Regions from separate parts of the Homo sapiens genome. Here all the other regions are linked to region 2. The links are chromatin loops, found by intact Hi-C in ENCODE. Cell type or tissue: GM12878. All regions are shown on one strand. Region 1 overlaps FRMPD4 (FERM and PDZ domain containing 4). Region 2 overlaps MSL3 (MSL complex subunit 3). Region 3 overlaps ARHGAP6 (Rho GTPase activating protein 6). Region 4 overlaps ARHGAP6 (Rho GTPase activating protein 6). Region 5 overlaps ARHGAP6 (Rho GTPase activating protein 6).

Evidence for each region. Peaks named below come from ENCODE experiments on the same cell type or tissue, not always from the same donor. Only the 100,000 strongest peaks of a DNase experiment are listed, where the experiment ranks them.
Region 1: it touches region 2 in a loop (13-fold over the local background); 10 of 110 quality-filtered maps call a loop at or near these places.
Region 3: a loop joins it to region 2, with 7 times the contacts of the local background. A loop is called at or near these places in 51 of 110 quality-filtered maps.
Region 4: it touches region 2 in a loop (8-fold over the local background); 86 of 110 quality-filtered maps call a loop at or near these places.
Region 5: a loop joins it to region 2, with 4 times the contacts of the local background. A loop is called at or near these places in 8 of 110 quality-filtered maps.

Annotation. Positions count from the first base shown.
Region 1 is chrX:12,699,928-12,704,927 of GRCh38, reverse strand. FRMPD4 (FERM and PDZ domain containing 4) reads right to left here. Exons shown (of 17, transcript NM_001368397.1): 10 at 2,918-3,054; 11 at 443-569. Among named protein-coding and RNA genes, the nearest start is that of PRPS2, 89 kb to the left of the region's middle. In GM12878, CTCF peaks have their summits at 2,268 (motif pointing left) and 3,078 (motif pointing right); a DNase peak (open chromatin) is centred at 3,087.
Region 2 is chrX:11,767,530-11,772,529 of GRCh38, reverse strand. MSL3 (MSL complex subunit 3) reads right to left here. Exons shown (of 13, transcript NM_078629.4): 10 at 3,848-3,957; 11 at 275-374. Among named protein-coding and RNA genes, the nearest start is that of MSL3, 12 kb to the right of the region's middle. In GM12878, a CTCF peak has its summit at 2,089 (motif pointing right); DNase peaks (open chromatin) are centred at 2,079 and 4,288; H3K27ac peaks cover 1,560 bases.
Region 3 is chrX:11,142,187-11,147,186 of GRCh38, reverse strand. ARHGAP6 (Rho GTPase activating protein 6) reads left to right here. Exons shown (of 13, transcript NM_013427.3): 11 at 2,939-3,207; 12 at 4,874-4,954. Among named protein-coding and RNA genes, the nearest start is that of HCCS, 33 kb to the right of the region's middle. In GM12878, a CTCF peak has its summit at 2,748 (motif pointing left); a DNase peak (open chromatin) is centred at 2,746.
Region 4 is chrX:11,530,809-11,535,808 of GRCh38, reverse strand. All of the region lies in intron 1 of ARHGAP6 (Rho GTPase activating protein 6), which reads left to right. Among named protein-coding and RNA genes, the nearest start is that of ARHGAP6, 130 kb to the left of the region's middle. In GM12878, CTCF peaks have their summits at 2,501 (motif pointing left) and 4,376 (motif pointing right); a DNase peak (open chromatin) is centred at 2,488.
Region 5 is chrX:11,379,410-11,384,409 of GRCh38, reverse strand. All of the region lies in intron 1 of ARHGAP6 (Rho GTPase activating protein 6), which reads left to right. Among named protein-coding and RNA genes, the nearest start is that of MIR548AX, 63 kb to the right of the region's middle. In GM12878, a CTCF peak has its summit at 2,757 (motif pointing left); a DNase peak (open chromatin) is centred at 2,719.

The DNA of each region.
Region 1 (5,000 bases), 930 kb before region 2:
TGTCAATTACGCCACAGTTGAGGATCCCTGGTTTAATTAATGTGGCCTCTGGCCTGCAGGGCCTCTTGCTGGCTGTTGTGCATTGAAGCTGGTCTGAGCAGTAAGCAATTGCATGATTGAAACATAGAATGATTTCACAATTCTATCTTCTATCCACAAGGTCTCAGAGGCTACGCAAACTTTTCCTGGATGGGCACATGAACACATACCTCCCTGCTACAGTACGGAGTCCATAACTTGTGAGAAAGAAATAGGTTTCTATATGAATACTTATTTTTCATTAGTGTTAGAAACATGTTAATAGTTAGAAAAAAGTTACACAGTGTTACTGCTTCTGAAAATATGGTACTAAGTATTTTATTCATGAGCTAATTTTAAACATTTAAAAAATGCATTCAAGCCTCTCTCTTTATAATTTTCTTTTAAGATGGAAATGTGATACCTTTTTACCCGGTGGTACCAAGTTTTGATTTGCTTTGACAAGGTGTGAAAGTGCTTTCTTTATGTTCTTCTCTTTCATGCTTTGCAGCACAGCAGAGGGAAGAAAAGTCTCTAATCCCCATTCTTTTCTGCAATAAAGAGCATATCTTTAATTTCACATTTCTGTGATGATGAGTTATCTAAGACAAAATGGTGCTCTGATGTTTGTTGGAACAAATGAACCCTTGGTGAGGCAGAGAATGGAGACAAGTCCCCAAAGGAAGTAACTTTTAATTTACACTCAGGACACACACTACTTGATCATTAATACACATGTTTGCATTTAAAAAGAAATCTGTTCCTCATTCTCTAGAGACAATGCTAAGGAGGCATTTGGAGCCAATGTAAAGTGAAGAGACATTTTGTCCAACCAACTTCTGAATCTCTTCAAAGTCACTCACGTATCCGAGTTTGTATTTCCAACACCAATTTCTCTCCATCCCTTTGTTGATTTCTATTCTCCAATCTCCCTGTCTGCTCATATTCTTCCTCTCTTAGAAGAATGGATGCAAGTCCTTCATGTCCCCAAACCATTCTTCCCTGTCCCTCCCCTCCTCCATGGCTATTTCTCTAGGCACACACAGTTCTTTTGTCCCAGCCAGTTCCTGTCTAACTCCCTCCATCAACATTTCTTGCTGGTGGTGTGGAATTGGGTGTGATTCATGACTCTTAAGTGTGCCCAGTATTGATGTGGAGATGCTGTTCTCATTCATGGACGTGGATGTACAACAAAACAACAACAAATGGGACTGAGTTAATACATTTTTACAAAGAGCCAATTTCACCAGAAACGACTACCACCCCCTTCTAAGAAGGTCCCATATTTTGAATTCTAGGAAATCTATCCTGGAGTAGAAATCCTACCCTAGGTTATGTGTCTAACCAGTGTCTTCTAAATTATGTGAAGACCTTCAAGAGGATTCCAGTTATTTCTCCTGTTCTAGGTCCTCTCCAAAGAAGGGTAGGAAGACAACCTACCCCCACCACTTGACCATTCATATTCTTCACTAGTTAAGATGGTATATTTCATGATCATTATGTTTTCTTCCTTCTCAACTTGTACTTATTGTCTTATCCATCATTTGGCACTACTTATGGGCTTTCTTGTAATCCTACTTGTATCATTATTTTAAATAATTACTTTTCCTATCTTTATATCTTGTTTTTACAATCAGACCACAAGTTCCTCAATGGCCAGGAATATAATTCATACATATTAGTATTTTCTACTATCCTAATGTGAGTGCTATATAAAATGCTCAATGAATATTTGTTGGTCAAAGGAATTTATGAATGAGAACATTATTACAGACTTTTCAGGATTCTTACTCAAGCCAGATATCTCTGAGACGTTTTTGACCATACAATGTTCAACCTGGTAAAATGTGGGTACACAAAGTAGGAAAAGAAATGCATTTTAATTGTCTGAAAATCAACTCCGGTTGTGCAGGCCACCTTTTCAAATGGCAGCCAGTTTCACCTGTCCCCAAGAACTTTAAAAAGGAGAGTGGAAGAGTGTGTGAATGTGTCCAGCTGAGCACGAGATCTCTTTGTGAGCCAAGTCTTTCTCAGGCTACAGTCACGCTTATGTGTGGGGAGAGAGAGAAAGCATCTGGAAGGAGTGAACTGAAGGCCTGAGGTTCTCAAATTGCATATGAGGATTTGTCCCTACATGTCAACAGGTGACTGAGAGTTGTCAGAACAGTGGTGTTGAAGTCAGCAAGTTGGAGATTTAATCCTTCCCAACACAGGCTCATGAATTTATTGAGAAAAGCCATTTTGCCCCCTGGTGGGTGAACCTGGCATTGTGGAATTTAGAAAGGCTTTCTAGGCAGCCCATGAGAAGTTTCTTTGGAAAGTGGGATTTTAATTAGTTTATACATCTTTTGGAGGTGAGATTGTAAGCAGGGTGTGGGGGGAGGTCCAAGGCTTTAGCATTACATGTGTTTCCAAACACAGGTGCCTCAACCCATCACACAATCTATAGCACAACGGGGAGTCCCACTGCCTGGGTTTGAATCCTATATCCCCGCGTTAATAGCCATTTGACTTGGGCAAGTTATTCTATGACTCGGTTTGCTCGTCTGTAAAATGAAGCTAAAATCCTACTAATCTCATAGGGGTGTTGTGAGAATTAAACAAATTAATGTGTGAAAAGTGCTAAGACCAAAGCTTGGCTTGGAATCAAGCCCCTTTAGGAATTCAAAAATTTATGCTTCGTTTTAAATATGTCCCTCATCTTAACTACAATGCTCTAAAGGTGGATTAGAAATGGATCTCTTCTGCCAGAAATGAGCATGATATTCATACATTTTGCCACTGGCGAATGAATGCTTTGACACAAACAAGATCAATTTTGGACAAATAACAAAAATACACCCGGGCTAAGGGAGGCGGCATGTCTGTCTCCGAAATGGCGCTGAGAGTCAACACTTACTCGATGTATTTGAGGGAGATTTTCTGCGTTTGCTTGGTGGTAACGGTTGCAATGTACATTTGTAATGCGGCCAGCCGCAGGGCTATGTCATATTTCAGCTCCGGCCCAAATCGCTCCTGAACCACATCGTTACAACTCTGCGAAGAGACCAGCAGGGGGCACAGCTTGTCAAAGAATAGGCCGCAGCGCGTGGACTTACAGAACAGGTGACATACATTTCCCGAGTGATTCAACCTTCACTTCCCAGGCAAGGAGGCTAAATGTGGAAACATCTCCACCGTGCTGCTTGGAAACGAGTCAGTATTGAATTGCAAGCGCAAACACAGAGACCACACAAAACATTTAGCATTCATCGACGAGCTGCTATTTAAATATTTAGCTTTTTGTAAAAACAATTAGGAATTTAGGTATGAAATTTCCAAACACAGGTGCCGCAGTTGAATGCACACAGCATTGATAGCATAATGTGGCTTCTGGAGTTAGGCTGCCGGAATTGGAATCTTAGGCTTGAAACTTGTTTCTCCACTTCATTAGGGGCACAAACTTGGGCACCTTCTTAATTGTCTGTGCCTCAGTTTTCTCTTCTGTAAATTGGGGATAATACTGCTCCCTCTTCACTGGGTTGTGGTGACCATTAAATGAGTGAACCATGAAAAGTTCTTAGAATCCCAGCACTTTGGGAGGCCAAGGCGGGTGGATTACGTGAGCCCTGGAGTTCAAGACCAGCCTGGGCAACATGGCGAAATCCAGTCTCTACAAAAAACACAAAAATTAGCTGGGCATGGTGGTGTGTGCCTGTAGTCCCAGCTACTAGGGAGGCTGAAGCAGGAGGATCGCTTGAGTCCAAGAGTTTGCGGCTGCAGTGAGCCTTGATCACACCACTGCATTCCAGCCTTGGCAAAAGAGCAAGACCTTGTCAAAAAAAAAAAAAAAAAAAAAAAAAGAAGCCAAAACAAAACCCCAAAAGCTCTTAGAACCGTACTTGGCAGGGTGTAAGCCCTCTTACATGTTTACTACTGTCACTGCTAACATCATTCTCCTCCTCCTCCTTATCAGCCACAGCAGCTGCAGGGAGGCAGAATTAGCACGGTGAGTGAGCACAGTGGCTTGGGACTCATATCCACCTGTTCTGGCGTTCTGCCTTTCCCAGTGGCTACCTGTGTAAGTAATTTTAGACCATTCACTTTAACTCTTGCAGCCTCAGTTTACTCATCTGTGCAAACGGGATTCATACTATCTCACTGGAGTGGCTGGAGGATTAGATGAGGTGCACATCAAGTGCTTTATCACAGCACATTGGTACCTTGGATAAGGGGAGCTATTGAACTCCTCTGTTCACTTCAATGGCAACTGCCCTGCTTTTTCAAGTGCCTGACTTTCTGGGAGTCATTCCTCCTCTTTCAGCCTTAGTTTGTTCATCTGTAGAATAAGGTCACCTATCTCACAGGGTTTGTTGTGGGGATCAAATTGAAGAGTGGCTGAGAGTGTGTCATCAAGTGTAAAGTGCTGCATGGGAACAGAGGTTGGCTTTGGAGTAGTATCCTCACTTACTGCTTAGACACAAGGCAGTGAGCTAAGTGCTGCTGGGAAGCGCTGCATTGCTTAGGCATATTCTACACGTGCGTTCACTTACTTTTGTTATGGGAAACTGGATTCCTGGGCTAGAAAATATGGTATTTAGCTTCTTTCTTATTTCCTCCTTTTCTTTATTCTTTGGCTTGCCCCAAGAATATTTTGTTGGAGCTCAAAAAACAATATCCCAAAATGAAGGCCTCAGAAACAAAAGTATTTCTTTGACCTTCTCCTGCCCTCCTGTTTTTTAATTTCTGTTATCCCTGGAGGCTAGCCATAGAAACTAGAATCCCTCTTCCCCAAGGTGGGTCATAGAAACTAGAACCCCCTTTCCCCAAAGCCAGCCTTAAAACCTAAAAATATGACTCTAATTTTCCCTCTGCCCTGTGTAAAGACTGGCCATAAAGAAATTATCTGACCAACATGGTTTGATTGTAGGTCATAAGACTCCCATTCCAGAAAGGGTCCTGCCCCACACCCAGAAGGAAGGAACGCTGCTCAGAGAGGCCAA
Region 2 (5,000 bases):
CTCTACTGGAACTGAAATTAACATCCACATTATCAAACAAATCCCCAAACTCTTACTGAACAAAGACAGAGTAGCAGTACAAATATTACAAACATAATTTTTATGAAATTTAAGATTCATTCAATGCCTTTTCTTTGATAGATTACTTTTAATTTTTCTTGGATCCCCAAATTTCTTAGTTAGATAATTATAGCCCAAACCACAAGGTGTACAGAAAGCTAACAAGAGAATACAAAATGAAAAATGGAAAGAAGGCAGGAACCAGGATTCTTACCAAACAATCGCAGCAAATGTTGTGCCCCATAAATGTAAGAGGGTGGAGGCGGCTGGTCACCTGGGGGGTAATTGTCAGGCACAAGCTTCCAGGAGAGGACCTGGAAAAAGCACGAATTGAATGCTTTTGTTATTCTTAATGGAGACACTTCCAACCACCTAACAATTATGACAGTAAATTGTACGTAGAGGGGAAAAAATAAGTGATTGGATCAAAATAAACACAAGCTTACAAAAAACAAAGATGAAAGGCAAAAACACTTAAAATAGATCAAGAAAGTCTTTAATTTCTTAACTCGCAACAGTTATTCTCTATAAATAACTGTAACTGTTTAGGTTCTTTAGTCCTTTCTCTTTATTGAAAATTCTGCTGCATGGCCAGGCGCGGTGGCTCACACCTGTAATCCCAGCACTTTGGGAGGCCGAGGTGTGTGGATCAACTGCGGTCGGGAGCTTGAGACCAGCCTGGCCAACATGTTGAAACCCCATCTCTACTAAAAATACAAAAAATTAGCCAGGTGTGGTGGTGGACGCCTGTAATCCCAGCTACTTGGGAGGCTGAGGCAGGAGAATCACCTGAACCAAGGAGGCAGAGGTTACAGTGAACCAAGGTTGTGCCACTGCACTCCAGCCTGGGCAACAAGAGTGAAACTCTGGCCCCCTTCCCCTCCACCCAGAAAAAAGAAAATCCTGCTGCACTAGAGAGAGAATGAAGCATTAAAAAGTAATCCATAGATGTTCTGAATAATATTACTGTTGTTTCAAGATTCCTTAATTTCTTGCTGTTAGATTCATTATGGAAACGAATTTGAATCTTTTAACCCCTTGAATCAACTGAAATAGACTTCAAACCTGATAACTGATTTGTCTTCATTCTGAATTTCAGAACTGTGGGTGGACCTGGGGCTTTTGTTAAAGGGAGAGTTGCATTTCAAAACTCTCTGATGAATTTCCGTAAAAGTACTTCAGCAAATTATAGAACCAGAGCCTACTCTACTGAGCTGCTACTTTGGCTTTTGGGACGTCATATTCAATATGGAAACAGTCAGACTGGAGGAAGTCCACCAGCAGACAAAGCAGAAAGAAAGATGCCCCCACAAACTCAGAAACACTGATATAGTCAGTTTAACAACATGGAACTGCCAGAAGCTAATAAGCACCAAGGTGGCCCTGAAGGATCCAGAACAAAGGCCTAGCTTCACTTTGGCCCCTGCCTAGACAGGCCTAGACTCTCGCCTAGGTCTCCACCCCCAGCGCCCCACTTCTGCACTGTGGAGCACTGAGGGAAGGGATCGTTCCAGCATCTTTACAGCATCCCCAGCACCTGCCCAGTGCACACAGCTGAAGCTTTGGAACCATTCTGAAAGTGACTCAAAGGAAACATACAGGACTTTGCAATCTCAGAGGCATGAACAGCACTTGGCACGTACAAAAGCAGGTCATCTGGCTCTATCTCACTCACTCAATTCTGTGTTTCAAGGCAGTTTATAATCTTCTATTTATGAAGACACATTTTCCGGGGAAAAATGGTAGGTTTCTAGTCGGGGGATTCCCAGTGGGGTATGCATGGGAATCATTGATGGACCTTTACTGGCATGTGCTGGCCCAGACCAGCCCCTAGTACTGTGGAGCAGCGATTGGAACTGAGAGAAAGAGCCCTGGTCAAAAAACACGGTGGTAGACGTACGTAAGAAGGTGGGAATCCACGAAGGTCTCATGAGTCCTTGTGAGAGCCGCCTGAACCCCAACCATTTCCCAGAAAGCACTTTCAAACTATAAGTTGCAGCTGTACCTATAACCACTAGATGGCGCATTCGCACTGCAGACCGGAGTGGGAATAGCCCTTACTTGACAACTCAGATGCCCCTTAAATTCACGATTTCCCCTCAATAATAAAATTCGTAGTGCATTCTTATCTGAAAAATGGGCATGTCAGGGACTGCTTGAACTAGGGATTTCCTAACCTACCCTCAACAATCATCATAACACAAATTAGGCTTTCTAGATTCTCTATGGGGTCAGCCAACTGTAGCCCCTAGGCCAAATCCAGCCCCATGCTCATATGTTCAAAATGGTTGGGGAAAAAAAATCATACGAATAATATTTTGTGATATGTGAAAATCACATGACATTAAATTCTCAGTGTCCATGAATGAATTAAGGGGGCAGCACACAGAGCCACACCCCTTTGTTTATGGCAGAGCCACGTCCCTTTGTTTAGGGCTTTCCTGCTGGAACAGCAGAGTTGAGCAGTCTCTCAAGAGACCTTAGGGTACACACTACTGAAGACAGTTATCGTCTGGAAGAAAGTTTTGTGACTTCTCTTCCCATCATCAAGTGCTCTTTGCCTAGGCTGGGCACAGTGGCTCATGCCTGTAACCCCAGCACTTTGGGAGGCAGAGGCGGGAGGATCACTTGAGCTCAGGAGTTGGTGACCAGGCTGGGCAACATGGCAAAACTTAGTCTCTACAAAAAAATGCAAAAATTAGCCAGGCCATGGTGGCATGAGCCTGTAGTTCCAGCTACTCAGGAGGCTGAGGTGGGAGGATCGCCTGAGCCCAGGAGGCAGAGGCTGCAGTGAGCTAACATCCTGCCACTGCACTGCAGCCTGGGTGACAGCATGAGAGTGAGACCCTGTGTCAAAAAAAGAAAAAAATGTTCTTTGCCTAGCAAAGCCATTTTCCCTTGTGCAACTCCTACTCACCTTAAAAAAAGAGGAAATCTCACCTCCTAGGAGACGTTCACAGAATATGCTGATAAACTGAGACGTCTTCAGAATCCCTGACAAACTCACCACCTACAGATCACCTAATGGGCCTTAAAAATAGTTTTAAAATGAAAAGTTTTCCCATCTATCAAGTGGAAATCTGGTGGCAAGGCTGATCTCGAGAATTCAAAGTATTTGGTTCAAGTGTCTGGCACAGTGGTGGCCTAGAGCCCATCCCTGAAGGGACGGCTATTGGTATTACTGTTAATGATGGAGGGGAATCAGGGATTTAAAGTAGGAGTCAGCAAACTACAGCCTGCTGGTCACATCCCGCCCAACTACTGCCTGTTTCTATATTGCCCACAAGCTAAGAGTGGATGTTATATTTTTAAATGATTGAAAAACAAAAAAAATTTTCAAACACATGAAAATTAAATGCTAGTCAAATTTCAGTGTCCATAAATCAAGTTTTATTGGAATATAGCACACTCATTTTATTTACATACTATCTGTGGCTACTTTTGGAGTTAAGTAGCCTTGACAGACACCATATGGCCCACAAAGCCGAAAGTATTTACCCTCTGGCCCTCTGTGGAAATTGACATCTGTTCTATAAAGTAAAAATACTGGTATTTCAATAATTGCACTTATTTAAAAGATGATTGTCAGTGTAGGGCTGGAATCCTAACAATTTTCTCACTTTAGAAACCAAAACCCACAGTGTTAAGCATAAAATTACGTACAATTTTGATAATGTTTACAGTAATAGCAGCAACATGATGCTTTAAGAACCTTGACTTCCACCTATAGAATTGAAGTAATCACAAATAAAGGAACCATTGGGAACAAACATCAAACATTCTTTACCTCGTTTATTTCATTAGTTCTTCTCCCTTCAAAGCCAGCAAACACAGCACTCCCTTCCTTGCTAGGAGTCAGAGGAATAGGTGAAGATGATCTGCTATGCACAGGTGTCTCTTCCAAAGAAAAAGATGAAATTATTCACACAGCAACTGAATTAAAGACTGCCTCAAGACTGTTAAAAACTGCAGAACATAAATCTAAACTTGGTTCTCAGAAATTACCAACCTTTAACGATAAGACTTTCCTAACAGATAGCACCTGAATTTTATTTGGTTAAAAAAATAAGGAATAAAGCACTGACATATGCTACAATGTGGATGAACCTTAAAAGACTATGCTTAGTGAATGGAGCCAATCACAAAGGGCCACATACTATGTTTCCATTTATATGAAATACCCAGGGTAGGCAAATCCAGAGAGACCGAAAGCAGCTTAGTGGTTGCCAGGAGCTTGCAGAAGGGGAAGTGGGGAGTGATTGCTACTGGGTATGGGGTTTCTCGTGGGGGGGTGCTGAAAATGTTCTGGAATTGACTGTGCAGATGGTCGCACAACTCTGTGAATACACTAAAAACTACTGGATTGAACTGTATATGTGGATGTGTCAATGAAGCTGTTAAGTGCCACTGAATTATTCACTTTACAATGGTTAATTTTATATGTGAATTTCACATCAATAAATACAAATAAAAAATAAAAAGTACAAAGAGAAACAGAAAAAGATAGCACTTTATTTTGTAGCACCTTTTTAAAAACAGTCTTTTTAAAAATTTTCCCAGCTGACCCTTTTCAATCTTCAATCAACCAATCCTTATTAACCACTTACATACAGATGATTCCATTTATATGAAATGCCCCAAACTGGCAAATCTATAGAGACAAATAGATTAGTGGTTGTCAGGGGACATAGGGAGAAGCAAATGAGTAACTGCTAGTCGATGTGGGGTTTCTTTTTTGGAGTGGTGAAAATGTCTGAAACTGATTTCAGTGATGGTTGCCCAACTCTTTAATTTTGCCCAACTAAAACTATTTTGTTAGTTATCTATCAGACAGGGTGGTCTCTTTGTGTCGCCCAGGCTCGACTGCAGTGGCCCAATGAGAGCTCACTGCAGTCTTAGACTCTGGGCCTCAAGCGATCCGCCAGCTTCAGCCACAGCCA
Region 3 (5,000 bases), 630 kb after region 2:
ATATGTATGTGTTTATGTCTGAATATGTATATGTATGTGCGTGTGTGTTGGGTATGTATGTATATGTGAGTATGTGTATATATGTTGATCCTGGATTTGCTTCTGACAGATATAAAACAATAGAATGACACTATTTTTTTAAAAAATCTATGAACTGCCTATGTTGTTATGAGAGTTCTGAGGAGTGAATAAAACAGCTTTTTTTTTTAATCGGTGTGCTTTCATGTGAGAAGATAATTCTTGGACATAGGTTCTTAGGCAAATTTGGCTGCCACTTCCTGACCTCTGCTAAGACAATAAAATGATAGGGAAATATTTTAAACATTTTAAAAGGCTATTAACTCTAAGTAAGAAAGAGCATTTTACTACTGATTTGTAATAATGTTGAACACTATCTACCAAATAAATTCTAGAAGAATCCCAACCCTAACTGCCTCTGCTGCTAGAGAGCATGGTATTCAGCATTCAGTCAGCTCCTTGTTTCTTTCACTCAATCCCAGACTCAGGTCAGGAAAAAGGAGAGTTGTTAACAGTAGCTTAGTACAGTGCCTGCCACATAATTAACTCTGTATAAATATTAACTTTTACTCTCCTCACAGGCCAAGGGGATATTTCACATAAGTATATTTCCCAAACTGCTTGCCATGTGTACTCACACTGTATCTCCTCCCATGGCTGGGATACACTGGGGGGTGGGGAAACTGTGAAAAGAAGACATCGTCTCTCATTGGATGCCCCCTCTGTCTATGTCCCTGGCTGTGACCCCAGCCATCCCAAGGAGGTTCAGAGCCTGTGTCTACTATGAGACACCTCATCTACCTCTACCTCCAGGGATTCGCTTCAGCCACCCCCACTGTTTCCTCCCTGATGGAGGGCCCAGCTGTGGTCACTTTGCCGGCTTGACTTAGGAGACTGAACCAGAAGAGCAGAGAACACTACACTGGTACTTCCTACCCCCCTTTCACTTCAAAATGTTCTGATCCACAATGGGACTACACTACATTCAGTTGTCTGGATCCTGCTTAAGGCAGACAGAGGAGGTCCAGGAATCGGCTGGGATGGGGACACCCTTCCTCCTTCTCCTAACTGTGGCCTCAGTCACCCCAAGGTCAGGACCACCACATTCACTCCCAGGGCAGCCAATGCTGCAGTTTTGGCTACCATCTTTGGTTTCCCTCCTGATTTGGCTCTTAGCAGACCTTTAGCCCACTGTCACATCTACAGATTGAGAGAGGAAAATAAGGTTTGGTTATTAGAGGTTCCCAAACATCCCCGTGCATCAGAATCACCTGGAGGGATTCTTTAAAAAATTTGCTGGCCCCACCCTGAGTTTCCCTTTTAATAGGCAGAGCTGACTTTCAGGGCTGTGACTCCACACTCAGAAGAAGCCCACATTTGGTTTACTGATTTGCAGTGGCCATCTTGAAATGCTTAACGCTTTTTAAACACGGGGCATCACATGTTCATTTTGCACTGGGCTCCACAAATGGTGTAGCCAGTCCTGTCAGTAGGTCCAGAATGGAGCTGTAGAATTGGCATTGCCAACAAGTTCCCAGGTGAGACAGATGCAGCCACCCTGGGATGCACTTCACAACCACTCAATGAGATCTTGCAGACCTGGAAAATCATCCTCATAGCAGTCCTCTGGCTCCTTCCCATAAGATTACGTGATGAGAGTTCAAAGAGGAGGCAAGGAAGGGGCTTCTTTATTCCATGTTGGTAGGAAATGTCCTCAGCAAAAGGGTTCAGGCCCGTGTTTGCCTCAGTTACGGCTGTGGCAGTATCACAGAAGCTGGGATGTTTTTCCCGGCGATATTAACCCCTGCTGGAAACCTCAGAGGAAGCTAGATCCCTGTGAATGCACTTCCTCCAGTTTGCATGCACAAAACCATTTGGTTAGGAAAGTGTTGTTCAGGCATGTGTTTACCTTCTTTAAGAAATAAAAAGGATTTGTTTTGAAAAATTAAGCCAAAAGAGAGCAAAGACTAGTAAAGAGAAGTGAAGTAAGGGGGAAAAGATGTAGGTTCTGGAACTTTTAATCAATCTGTGATTGTTTCCCTTCAAGATGTTGTCAGGGCCAGTTTTGAGGAGGGTAGAAAAGAAAGATGTTTCCAGGTAAGACTTCCCATGCTCTTTTCACGTTGCTCAAGTTCTCATTTTTCTGTTCCACATACATTTTCACTGTTATTTCTGTTTCTGTGACAACTCATGAACACAGAACTATGATAATGGTATACTAATTAGTACATCATATCAGTTTGTAAAAGCACTAGTGCCTTGTAGAATCATTTTAGATGTATTTGAATAAAATGGAGTCTAGTGAGGGTCATATATTTATTGTTTTTGTCACTACTTTATACATGAAACACTTATTCCCACCGGTGGCATCAACATCTTTATCACATGAAGGATGGATTTATTTACACTAAGTACAGTAAGTATTTTGGTGGGATGGAAAAGTTGTCCAGAAAGCCATAATGAACTTCAAGCAAAGTGTCAACCATAGTTTTATCTGAATTATTTTTAATGCAGGATATTGAGGAAAGTGAAAGAGTTATCTACTAGTGTATCCTTACCTAATAGATAGTGAGCATCAGACTTTCACTTAAAAATGGAAGCAGGAATGAGTCCCTGAGGCACTTAGCGATGCCCATTGGCAAATGCAGGGCTCCTTGTCGGTTTCATTCTCACCGTGCCTTCTCCATCATTGCCTTTTCCTGTTATATCTGTTGGGTTTTACTGCCCTCTGCTGGTCATATCGTTGAAACCCTTTCACGTCATGGATGTACATGTCTTGGAACATTGCTCAAAATGGTCTTTTTGTTTCAGCCCGTGTCCACGCATACTCCTCCAGTCATTTGTGTAATAGCCATATTGTTTAAATCTGGTCACTACTTGTTAACAAACTCACGCACCTGTAATTGTCTCATTGTGCCAGAAGCCCTGACATGCTGCAGTCGGAAGTTTCCTTTTCCGTGGGAGGGAGGCATTCATCTACAGACTCCAACAAGGCCTCCAGCGGAGACATCTCCCCTTATGACAACAACTCCCCAGTGCTGTCTGAGCGCTCCCTGCTGGCTATGCAAGAGGACGCGGCCCCGGGGGGCTCGGAGAAGCTTTACAGAGTGCCAGGGCAGTTTATGCTGGTGGGCCACTTGTCGTCGTCAAAGTCAAGGGAAAGTTCTCCTGGACCAAGGCTTGGGAAAGGTAACTGGAGCCTGGCCAGCAGGCGCTGGCCAAAACAAGCGACCCTCCTCTTGTTGCATGTGGCATGGTGTGGGGCTCTTCGGACCTTCTCTTCGTCTCTCCCTTATTTGATGTTTCTGTAATTCAACCTGCATTTACCGAGTACCTGCTGAACGCCTACTCTAGGAAGAGGAAGGTATGGCGAGCCCAGTCGTTGGCTGGGAGGGTCCCTGCAGGCCACACTCCAAGTCTCAGATATCTGGGAAATAAACGCATGCCCAGAGGAGCCACTCCTATTCCCAGCTGATTCTTTTTCCCTCCAGCATCCTAGGAACTTTATGTATACTGGATTTGGGTTGCATATTTGCTAGTCTGAGGTGCCACCCAATTACTGCTGTTACATTTCTAAAGAAAACAAGCTGAACCTACTATATGTATGAAGACAACCTTCCAGAACCAAATAGTGTTAGTATCCAATGACAAGAGAGCACTATACTGGGAGTCACAAACCTGCTCTGCCACTTTCAACCTGCAGGATCTCCAGTGAGCGATTGAGCTTCCCAGAGTCCCATTTCCTCCTGCTGTGAAAACTCAGAATGATAACAGTATTTAATTCATTGAGTTTAATGAACTAATCCATGTAAAGCCCTCAACGCAGCACTTCAAATGTAATACGCACTCGATAATACTTGCTGTGTAATCTTGTGTGCATTTCTTACCTGCTCCTTACGCTAGTTGCATCGTCTGTAAAATGATCTGCTGGGAACCTCCTAGGGATGAAGTGAGATAACGCATGTGAACTGCTGAACACGTGGAGGCACCCAGTAGACGTCTGCTGCTATAAATCGTAATTATAATCCCATCATGGGATTGTAGTGAGGATTAAATGAGATGGTGAAAAAGCCTAATGTAGTGCCTTACTCCATAAATATTGATGGATAAGCTAAGGGGATTTATGAGTGAATGCATGCATGAAGAAATCCAGTGATACCAATAGCAAAGTATTCCTGAGGATAGTACAGAAACTCTATTGTTCCTCTAGTTCTGTGTTAATGTGTTTAGCACCTATAAAGCTGTTGTCACCCATCACCCTTCTATTCATTTCCTATAACATGCAAACTTATTATTTTATGGTTCTGGAGGTGAGAAGTCTAAAATGGGTCCACAGGGCCTCTTTCCCTTCTGGACGTCCTAGGGCACAATCGTTTTCTTGCCTTTTCTAGCTTCTAGAAGCTGCTGCATTCCTTGGCTCGAGGCCCCTTCCTCCATCTTTTAAGCCAACAGTCTAGCAACATCTTCTCTCCTACCCCTCTCTTATAAGGACCCTTGTAATTATATTGGCCCCATCCAGATAATCCAGGAAAATCTCCCCATCTCAAGAACCATAATTTAATCACACCTGCAAAGCCCTTTTCGAAAATAACATCTTTGTAGATTTGTGGGATTATGACACAGATATCTTTGGGGGGGCCCTTATTCTGTCTACCACGAGCATGATATAGAAAGGGCCTTTTTGTAAATCCCAAGTAGAATGAACACGCTGAAAGGTGGATCTGAATTGTATTCTGTTTTGTATACAACAGGATCTTGAATACAATACTTTGCACAGAAGAGATGTTATTAAAATGTTCATTGATTTTTAATTTTCCTTTTGTGTTATATACCTTTTTATACACTTTTTCCCTAGATCTGTCAGAGGAGCCTTTCGATATCTGGGGAACTTGGCATTCAACATTAAAAAGCGGATCCAAAGACCCAGGAATGACAGGTGAAGTATTAATTTTAAACTTTATTGCATTTACTTTTAAAATTAT
Region 4 (5,000 bases), 240 kb after region 2:
TGAACATATCACAGATTCCTCTTCTCTAGGATGTTAATCAGGGCCATCTTGGATCGTACTTACTGTCAGATGTAAGCCAGGCCACTGTTAATGAGAGACTGGAATGCAGCCCCAGAATCGGTGTCTGCTTCAACACAGATGGGCATGGGGATGAGAGATGCCGGGTGGTTATGGAATATGGGGAAAAAATATGGTGACTTAAAGGAGGGCAGAGGCCCTTAAAACTTCCTTTTATAGTACATCAAAGCTGTTGATCATTGAGGAGAAAAAGCTTAAGGTGGGCTACTGGGACCTGCCGCTTTCAGCAAGAAGGCTCATTATTTTGAGGATAAGTAAAACAAGTAGCCTCATGTAAGGATGAAGCGCTCTTCAGTAGATGTTGGTTGAGTCCATATGGCTTGCAGAACATCACATTAAAGTTTGCTGACTCATTCCATGCAAGATTTAAGCAATTTTCCCAAGGAGACAATATGGCTGTCTCCATATAAATGGGAATAATTCTAGAAGGTAAACATTAGTCAGCACAGAGAATGATTTGATGAAGAGATAGAGACTTCTATGGGTAATGGGGGCAGACATAACACAGATACATGGGAAGCAGGGTGGCTAAATGCAAGTGTGTTTTAAGCCAACAAAGGTAGCAGTGGCCATGGTGGAGGAACTGGAGAGAGGGGCCACTTGTTGATAATTTATTCCTACCAGCTCTTATTGCAATAAAAAGAAACTATGTAATACCGTATGTGGTTAAAAATTTGAAACTAATAAGATAAAGGAGGATGATGGTGAAATGGGGGGAAGAAAATAAGATGGTATCAGTATATAAAAATGCACGCTATGAGATACTGTCTCCGCACTGTTCAATATAGTAGCCCTTAACCCCATGGAGCTGTTGGGCACTTGTAAGGTGCTGAGTCCACATTGAGATGTGCTGTTAGGGTTAGGTATGCACACTGGATTTCAAAGACTAATATGAAAAAATGTAAACTATATCATTGATAATTTTTATGTAGATTACATGTTAAAATTATGATACCTTGGCTACACTGGGTTAAATAGAATATAGTTTAAAATCAGTTTCACCTGTTTCTTTTCACTTTTTTAATGTGGCTACTAGAAAGTTATAAATTACATAGTGGCTCTCATTTGTGGTTCACATTGTATTTCTGTTGGACAGGGCTGTTCGCTACCATGGCCTGTACCAGTGGTTCTCAAAGGGGGATGATTTTGCCCCCGAGAAGACAGTTGGTAATGTCTGAAAACATTTTTGGTTGCCACTGCTGGAGGGGAGGGATGCTTCTAGAAGCCCTCTAGTGGGTAGAGGCCAGGGATGTGGTCAAACATTCTATGATGCACAGGAAAGCCTCCGCCATCAAGTATTATCCAAATGTCAATATTGCCAAGGCTGAGAAACTCCACTTTACACCATAGATATAGGGTACTGGGAGCCCAATATGGAGGTATAGTATTAACCTAAGTGTGAGGGTGTAAGCATCTTCTCTAGAGTGTAGACAGTGGGACCCATAATAACACCCTTCACTGCTCAACTGCATGTCAACAGGCAGTACAGCAAGCACCTGATATTGATGTTATTTAATTCCCATGAGAGCACTATTGCGGTAGGCAGCATCTCCATTTTGAATCTAAGTCAGCTGATTCCAGCTTATGGGCTTTATCGCCCACAGAGATAAGAACTGTAACTACTTCAAGTCTCTTGAGTCCATTTATTTCTTTCCATTGTAAGGGCCTACTATCCTAGATAAGGCCACCTAACTAGTCTCTAGTCTTGACCACTTCAGTCCTCCAGTTCTTTCTCCATGTCACAGTGATCTTTCCAAAAATCCAAAACCTTTCAATATTTCTATAATTACTCTCAGGATGCAGCCCACATTCTTTATCATAGTCTAGAAACTATTACTTGGTTTCAACACATTTTTGTCAAGGATACACAATGTATTTTGGACAAAATATGGTAAGAATCACAAAATGACTGCAAGATGATGCATGTTAATGGCTGTCACTACTAGAGATGCATCTTGAAGACAGGATTGGTGACCTTTCTCTCTGTAAACAAAGACTTTTAGGGCAGTATTTTGCTTATGTGGGACCTGTGAACATTTGGGTAAAACATGTTTATGCAATTTAAATGATTATCAAACCAACAATAAGTTTATTGAAATGAGAAGATTTTAATTTGGGAATTTGATAGGAAGATACATGTTGTTTGTTATACTATAAATCTACAAATGATCAATTCTTTGGAGGGAGAGGTTCTGATTTGTATCTTTTTCTGTCTCCAGCAATAACGAGTATAAAGTAGGTTTTGATAGTTCCACCTTAATTAAATTACAAACTTTGTGATGATCCTGAAATGTGTATTTTGAATAAGGGATCTTAAGTGCCACCTAGTGGCAATGAGGGGATATATTACACATTACATTACAAAATGTATTAGTTTTGAAATTATAAAGGATCTTAAGTGCCACCTAGTGGGAGTAAAGGATTATATTACACAACATACTACAAAATAGAGCCGTTTTGAAAATGTAAATGGTCTTAAGTGCCACCTAGTGGAAATGAGGGGATATATTACACTTATTTTAAAATATGTTACTGAAAAGTTGTCCCCTTCTCGGTGGTAGCCCCAGTATGACTTAAACGCTGTGAATACAAAAATGGTATCTCCTTAAAATTATGCATTCTCATCTTCTTTATTCAGTTTACCTGTCTGTCACACTGCCCTCTGGACATCTAATTTTTTAAAAAAGAAATTTTTTGTATGAGTTGAAACAGATGAATCCTGAAATCTGAGTGAAATTTTGAAACTGCAAGTTTGTTTCTCTCTTATGTAAGAGTCCAATGAGGATATTTGGTGGACAGCCTTCCTTGTAGTGACTTGGGGATCCATGCTCCTCCCATCTTGTAGTTCAGCCAGACTTTAGGGCAGAGATCAGCAAACTGTTTCTGTTAATGGCCAGATGGGAAATATTTTAGGCTTTGTGGACTTTCTGGTCTGTGTCAAAACTACTCAGCTTTGCCTTTGTAGTGTGAAAGCAGCTGTATACAATATGTAAATGAATGAGTGTGGCTGTATTCCAATAAAAGTTTATCTTTAATGCTGAGATTGGAATTTGATAGGTTTTTCATGAAATAGTCTTCTTTTTAATTTTTCTTCAACCATAAAAATGTAAAAAACATGATTAGCTCACAGGCAGTGCAAAACCAGTTTGTTAACACTTGCCCTAGGGCTTTGGAATCCTTACTTCCAGCCAGAGGCTGGAGAAAGGATCTTGCATGGGAAGTTTTTTTCTAGGCCAGCCTGTAATCAGTCAAGCACCATCCCATTGGCCAGAACACAGTCACATGATCACAGACAGGGTGGAGAGGGAATAGGTTTTGGTGAACACATAGCAGTGTACCCACAGTCTCTAACACAGTCCACCCTGTTACTTTAAAAATAAAATTTTGTTATTCATTCATTTATTCTTTATCAGTTGATGCCATTTCTTAGCCATGTTCCCTTGGTATTTATCATTACACGCACATGTTCGTGAACATATCCACTTTAAGACCTTGTCTTTAAACTCGGTACGTATGTATAAAGTGATTATGATGAACATAAGAAATGGCATCAGTTAATAATGAATGAATGGAATTGTATTTTTAAAGAAATACCATGAACTGTATTAGAGATTGTGGCTACAGTGTTGTGTGTTCAACAAATCTTTCTCTAACCTCCACCCACATGGTTGAAAACAAAGGAGACTTCGAACCCCAGCTCAGTGTAGCACCAATGCCTCAATAGCATCCTTGGAGCAGAGCTCCTCAAATGAGAATGTGCATGTAATTGTCTGGTAAATATTACCAGCACAATGGGGCCTGAGCTTCAGAATTTTTAATACTGGTTATGCTGATGTTGCTGGACTGTGGAACACACTTTGAGTTGTAAGAATAAGTGTACTGAGCTAATAAGAGAAACCACGTTTCTTCATCTCTGTAATCACCGATAGTTTTGACTGTAATAGCTGGGACCCCAGGCAGCTGTCTGGATTTTGGAGAAAATGAGGATATAAAGGGAATGTGAACTGAAGCTCAAAGCTTGGGATAGCTATGGATTATAATAAATTTTAAAGCAACAACTTGCAAACAAATGGGTATTATGTATCTGATGCAGTTCAGGTTTTAAAAATAAATCTTACAGCCAAAAAAAAAAAGAACCCCCTGTCATTAATCTAGGTTGACAAACATGAAAGAAAAGTTTAGGAAAGAAAGGAAACAGAGAGATGGGGAAGAGGGGTAAGGTGAGTGGGTGGGTGGAGGAATGTCTTAGATTGACTAGAGAAATGGGTTTTGCTTCATGGGATTTTTTCATATTTCCAGGAGAGGGCAGCCAGTCCCCACTCTAAAAACAATGTAAACTTTTACATTTGCATCTACCATTTTCAGAAAGTATTGTGATATACAGTGATTTTTTAAAAAACTTACTTCTGTCCATTCTATTAACCATAATTGGAAGCTCAATATATACGAAGGGCATTAAACTAAGAGTCAAACATCTGAATTTGGAAGGTCCTTTTTCCTAGATCTTAGCAATTCTGTACCTGCAGGCAAGTTGATGAACATCCTAGATTTTTTATATGTAAATTAGATGCAGTAAGACTAGATCCGCCTCCTGGAAGGATGGCAGATAATTAATGAATATTGTTTGTGAAAGCCCTGTATGAATATATTAATTCATTCATCTATCCATTCACTTGTTCAGTCACACATTTAAGCCTTAACGTGTTGCAGTGCTGGATGTCGAAATACAAAATGACCGTCACACAGATTCTGCCTTCAAACAACCTATTGCTAACTGAAGAAAAATAGTATGATTATGCTATAATTGAACTGCAAAGTGACAGTCTAATAAGGCTTGGTAGGAGCACCCTCTACTGACAACCCTGACCTGCTGTCCTTTTCTCCCAGTACTTGGCACTTCACTCATTCCATTCCAGTTACAT
Region 5 (5,000 bases), 390 kb after region 2:
ACTGTCATGCTTTCATTAGTGACAACTGCATTAAGCTGGTCCATTTGTCCAGTTAGCACCACCCTTGAAAGTATTCAAGCTTCTTGGTAACAACAAAGTGTTCCAGACTCATCCTGGTTTTTCCTGCCACAAGACATGGAATCAACTACTTTTCAAGGATCCCTGTGTCTTTCACTTTTTAGTTGAAAGTTTTAGAGACCAAAATCTTGGCTACCCGGGGGCACATCGTGTTGTTTTACAAGAGCATTCATAGTAGGTAGATCTTGGATCCATGATCTTATCTGAAATTGAAATTCTTAATTCTCTCACATGGTTTTTGTGCATCCCCATTGTCCATCCTGTAGATACTTTTTTATCCTTATTCTTTTTTTCTATAAATCAATATGGTGTTCTTTGTGTTTTTTTCAAGCATTAAAATTCTGTCACTCTTTTATTTACTTTCCTTTCAAATTTCAACTGAGAATCAGGAAAACTGTGTGTATAGACTTCATTTATTTTCTAGTTTATTCTGAGAGGCAAGGGGAAGCACCCTGTTGTCTTTTCCAGGCACAAACTCTATTTCCTTTTATAGTTTGATAATTTCTTCGTTCTCCAGTACTCATATTTTCTGAAGAGTCATCACTCCTTAGCTTATTTCTTCATAAGTTATAGCCAACTGAGTTTTATACATGAAGTGGAAAGTGGATTTTCCTCTGAAATGAGAGGAAGTAGGTATTTTGTTGCCTTTTAAAAAGAGGTAGAAATGTACGAGCAGGTCACCCTCTCAGTCCTCATATGGGCTGATAATTTGTACCTGAGACTATAGATTTAGGATATGGGGCAGAAATTGAGTCAGAACAGTACAGCCACCAATGGCAGAGACCACAGGCCAAGGCTCAAAAATAAAACCCACATAAATGTTATTTTAGTGAGTTTTGCCCTCATCCTGGGTTGTTTTGTAGGGAAAGTGATGGGAGAGAGAAGGGGGCATATCTTAAGAAGGCAGTCCCTTTTGCAGTGTTTTCTGACTTAATCTTAGACCTAACTCTTAATTTTAGAATTCACTCTGAGAAGATATTAGGCAAACTCTTACTATCAAAGGATTTCCCTCATTTGGGATCCTGAGTTTCGTCAAGTCACTTCAGATCAGCAATAAAATCCCCTTGAGAGTTTCCAGATTTTTCTCCACAATGAACCATGAAGCATGCTGTTTATTTGTGGAACTCCCACTCCTGGTTCTTCAGAACTCCTTCATTTGCCGATCTAAAGATAGCAAAAAAGGCTCTTAAAAATACACGCCTTATTGATTTTGGAATGTTCTGGTAAATGCCAATCTGATTGATGTCATTTATGTAGGGAAGGCTTTGGCTTAAGCCCCAAAGTGATTTTAGCCAAGAGGAAGTAACGTATCTAATAAATAATGTGGAGTTTGTGTATTCATCCACCAAATAATAATTATCATCACTAAAAATGTGACTAGAGATGCCACATCCACTTCTCCATTGAGGTAAATTTCTAACAGACAAAGCCAAGTGAAATTTGATGTCCGTATAAGCTGCTTTGACCTCGTTGTTTCTGACTTTCATTACAGATGAATTTTCATTTGTAATTTTGTTGTTGTTTTTTGGTTTCCTTGGTACTTTGATTTGTTTGGGCAAAAACTCAGTGAATCTGTAGTGATTTAGGAGACAGTTTAATCAACACAAGTGCCCATGTTTCAGACTCAGACATGCAGGTGATATTTATTCTGGGTAATTTTGGGGGATCTACACCTTTTGTTTATTCTAAGATGACGAAGCTGCATTATTATTTTATATGTAACATGCACTCATTGTAAAAAAGTTGCAACGATAGACAAAATTATAAAGAGTGGATTGTAATAAGAAAAAATTCTGAGTACATGGCAGGATCCATATACTATGTGTATTCTTGCCTTATTTTATTGGGACAACAATGAAAATAGGCCAATAGTTTATCACATGAAGAGCCAGCCTTCACAAATACAGCTCTGTGGAATTGTATCTGAGCATAAAAACACTCTTTATTTAATTATTATTAATATAACAATTACCAATAACCTTTATATCTATCTATTTACTTATTTATCTTTTCCTGTGGTGGGGGGTTCAAAGGTTTCTGGGAGTGATCAGGATGCCCAAACTTCCTCTAACTTTAAAATTTTAATAAGTAAATGAAGAAAGCTCCATGTTTTCCTCCTAGAGTTTAATTAGCTACTAATATAAGTTGCTTAGCCCAGGATCTATCCTATGGTGGTAGGTGTTCATTATGTTTAGCTAAAATTTCCATCACCATTATCATCTTTGTCATCATTACTGCCATCACTACCACAACCAACAACATTACAATCACCACCACTGTCATCATCACCATTGTCATCATCCTTTAATACTAGGCTTGAGGAAGCTAAAGGGAGCCAAATGTACATTTATGTCTTATGTAACATTAATGTTACTTGTCTTATTCCTAATGCCTCATCTTAAATGTAAAGAAAGTAAGAAGACCCAGAGATAGTTAACTTTGTCGTCTCTTGACTCCCAGGATCAAAAATAGTTGTTGCTGCAGTGTTTGGAATAAAAAAGCTTAAAAGACCTTGTATACAAAAGTGGTTCGTACTGCCTTCTCTCGTGAATTCATGCCAGCAGATATTTTTATTCTGGTAGGAAGTAACTAAAAGCTTTGTTCAACCCTGGTCTGCCAGCCTCTGTAACGCACGTCTGACAAATATGTGTGACTCTGTGAGAAAGTTTGGTTCTCCCCCTGGTGGCAAAAGGAAAAACTAACACTAGTGCTCCTTATGGGAGTGTATTGATAGGGTACGAGATATGTAAATACAGCTTTACCCTTTTCACCAGTGTTGCCTGAGATTTTTATCTCAGCCCCCTTGGTTACTTTTGTTCTTTGGACAACAACTGGTTTATATCTTCTATGGTCGTTGGGATGAAAGGGATTTGACAAACTGACAAAGCATTTTGCTTCAGAAACCACTTGAAAAACACATCTATGTTTCAAATAAAGATTATTTCAGGATCATAAAAATATGCTCGGTGTATTAGCCATGGAACTAGATTTTAAGCTTCATGATCATAGAGATAGATATTGGGTTTATTTTATTGTTATTGCCTCTGAACTGAGAAAAGACTCTAGAATTCTAAATATAACGCACACACTTGAACTAAGTAGACGGAAACTTACCCTTCTAGGTAGGTAACTCTGCTTACCTTCCAAACAGAGTTTGGATGATATTGCCTCATAGAAAGATTTTTTGATACAATACTCAGGAACCGCTATGGACTGCTGCTTTGGGGCCAGGCCCCATGCCACTTGATTAAATACATCCTCACTTAACCTGTCCCTACAACAACTCTGTGAGGGAGGCATACTCATACCGAAGCTTTAGCCATGTGGACACTGCTCCCCTGAACCACATGCGTAGTCAAATGGTTAGGGCAGATTTCAGCTCATGTCTCTTTTATTCAGAACCCATCCTTTAAGCCAGTAGTTCTCAATGGGGGTGATTTGACTCCCAGAGGACACTTGGCAATGTCTGGAAACATTTTTGGTTGTCATACCTGGAGAGGTGCTACTAGTCGGTAGAGGCCAAGGATGCTCCTCAACATCCTGTAATGCACAGTGCAGCCCCCACAACAGAGAATTACTTGGTCCAGATGTCAGTAGTGCCAAAGCTGAGAAACTGTACTCCTAACCAGTGCTACTCAAAATGTATTCCACGGAACAGCAGCATCTGCAACACGTGGGAGCTTGTTAGAAATGCAGAATCACGAGCCCTGTCCCAGACCCAGTGAACCAGAAACTCCATGGTTGGAGCTCAGGAACGTGTGTTTCTACAAGCCCCCAAGTTCTTCTTGCACACTCAAGGGAGAGAAGCTCTGCTCTAAAACAACAGATCATTCTGTGTCTATTGAGCTAGACACAATCGTATGGTTTCCTCACCACTTTCAGTGTTCCGTTGTCGCATAGAAGTATCTCCTCAAGCATCTAAAAGGGGAAAGTCTGGCGTACACTAGGAACAAATGTGACTCATGGGGAAATCAGTGCAATTACAAATCCAGGAACCACACCCAGCTGAAAATCTAGGAAGGTTCTTTTTCTCTTATTTTCTCTACTTAAGAAGGGAAGTCTCGGAGACTTAGTCTAGGTTCAAAAGATGTCAACATATACACAGGCTTGGTTTGGGGTTTGATTATCTAAAATTAAACCTTAAATTGAATTAGGTAAAACCCATTTTGGAGAGCCACAGAATTCTAAATTAGAAATTACATTGAGTTTCGTATTTACTGGCCCAAATAAGTAATCTTCTCTATTTGTGCATTTTTCTAATCACAAATTGTCTTCTGAGAGCCAGTGAAATAATTATTTTTATATGGGTCTCTCTTCAATAATTGCTCATCACTTGGTATTTTATGTGATTTTTGTGGGGCATACATTATAGGCAAGGATGTATTGTAAAGGATAAAAATGTCAGATAAAACATCTGTGTTTAGGTAGTTTGTACGTCACTGTCCTCCATCCCACCTCATAGATTCCTACTGCTTGGCTATAACTAAGAGTAGAATTTAAGGCTGACACAGGAAACCAGGCAATCAAGTTCATTAAGTACCTTAATCAACTCTGGCCAGAGGATGATCTCAGAGCTCCCCTATCTCAAGAAGAAATTTCATGAGAAAGCTTTGGGGTTACTTCCAGATTAAAGATTATGTTCTGGACAGTTCAAGCCCTAAACAACAGACACATGAATAAGTGGAGCCATTTCTATCATACTTTTTCAGGGACTGAAGATATAAATATTGCTATTTGTTATTAAAGGATTTTGTTTGTTAAACCTGATGATACTTATTTTTATGTGAGTTCATAGTATTCCAGCTCTTCAAAACCTAATTTGTTTGTAGATCCCTCATTGTCATCTTTGAAAGGTTCCAGTAGTTTCTGGAATACTTTCTTTTCCTATGCCAAATACAACAGTGACCAAGAAATCCATCTGA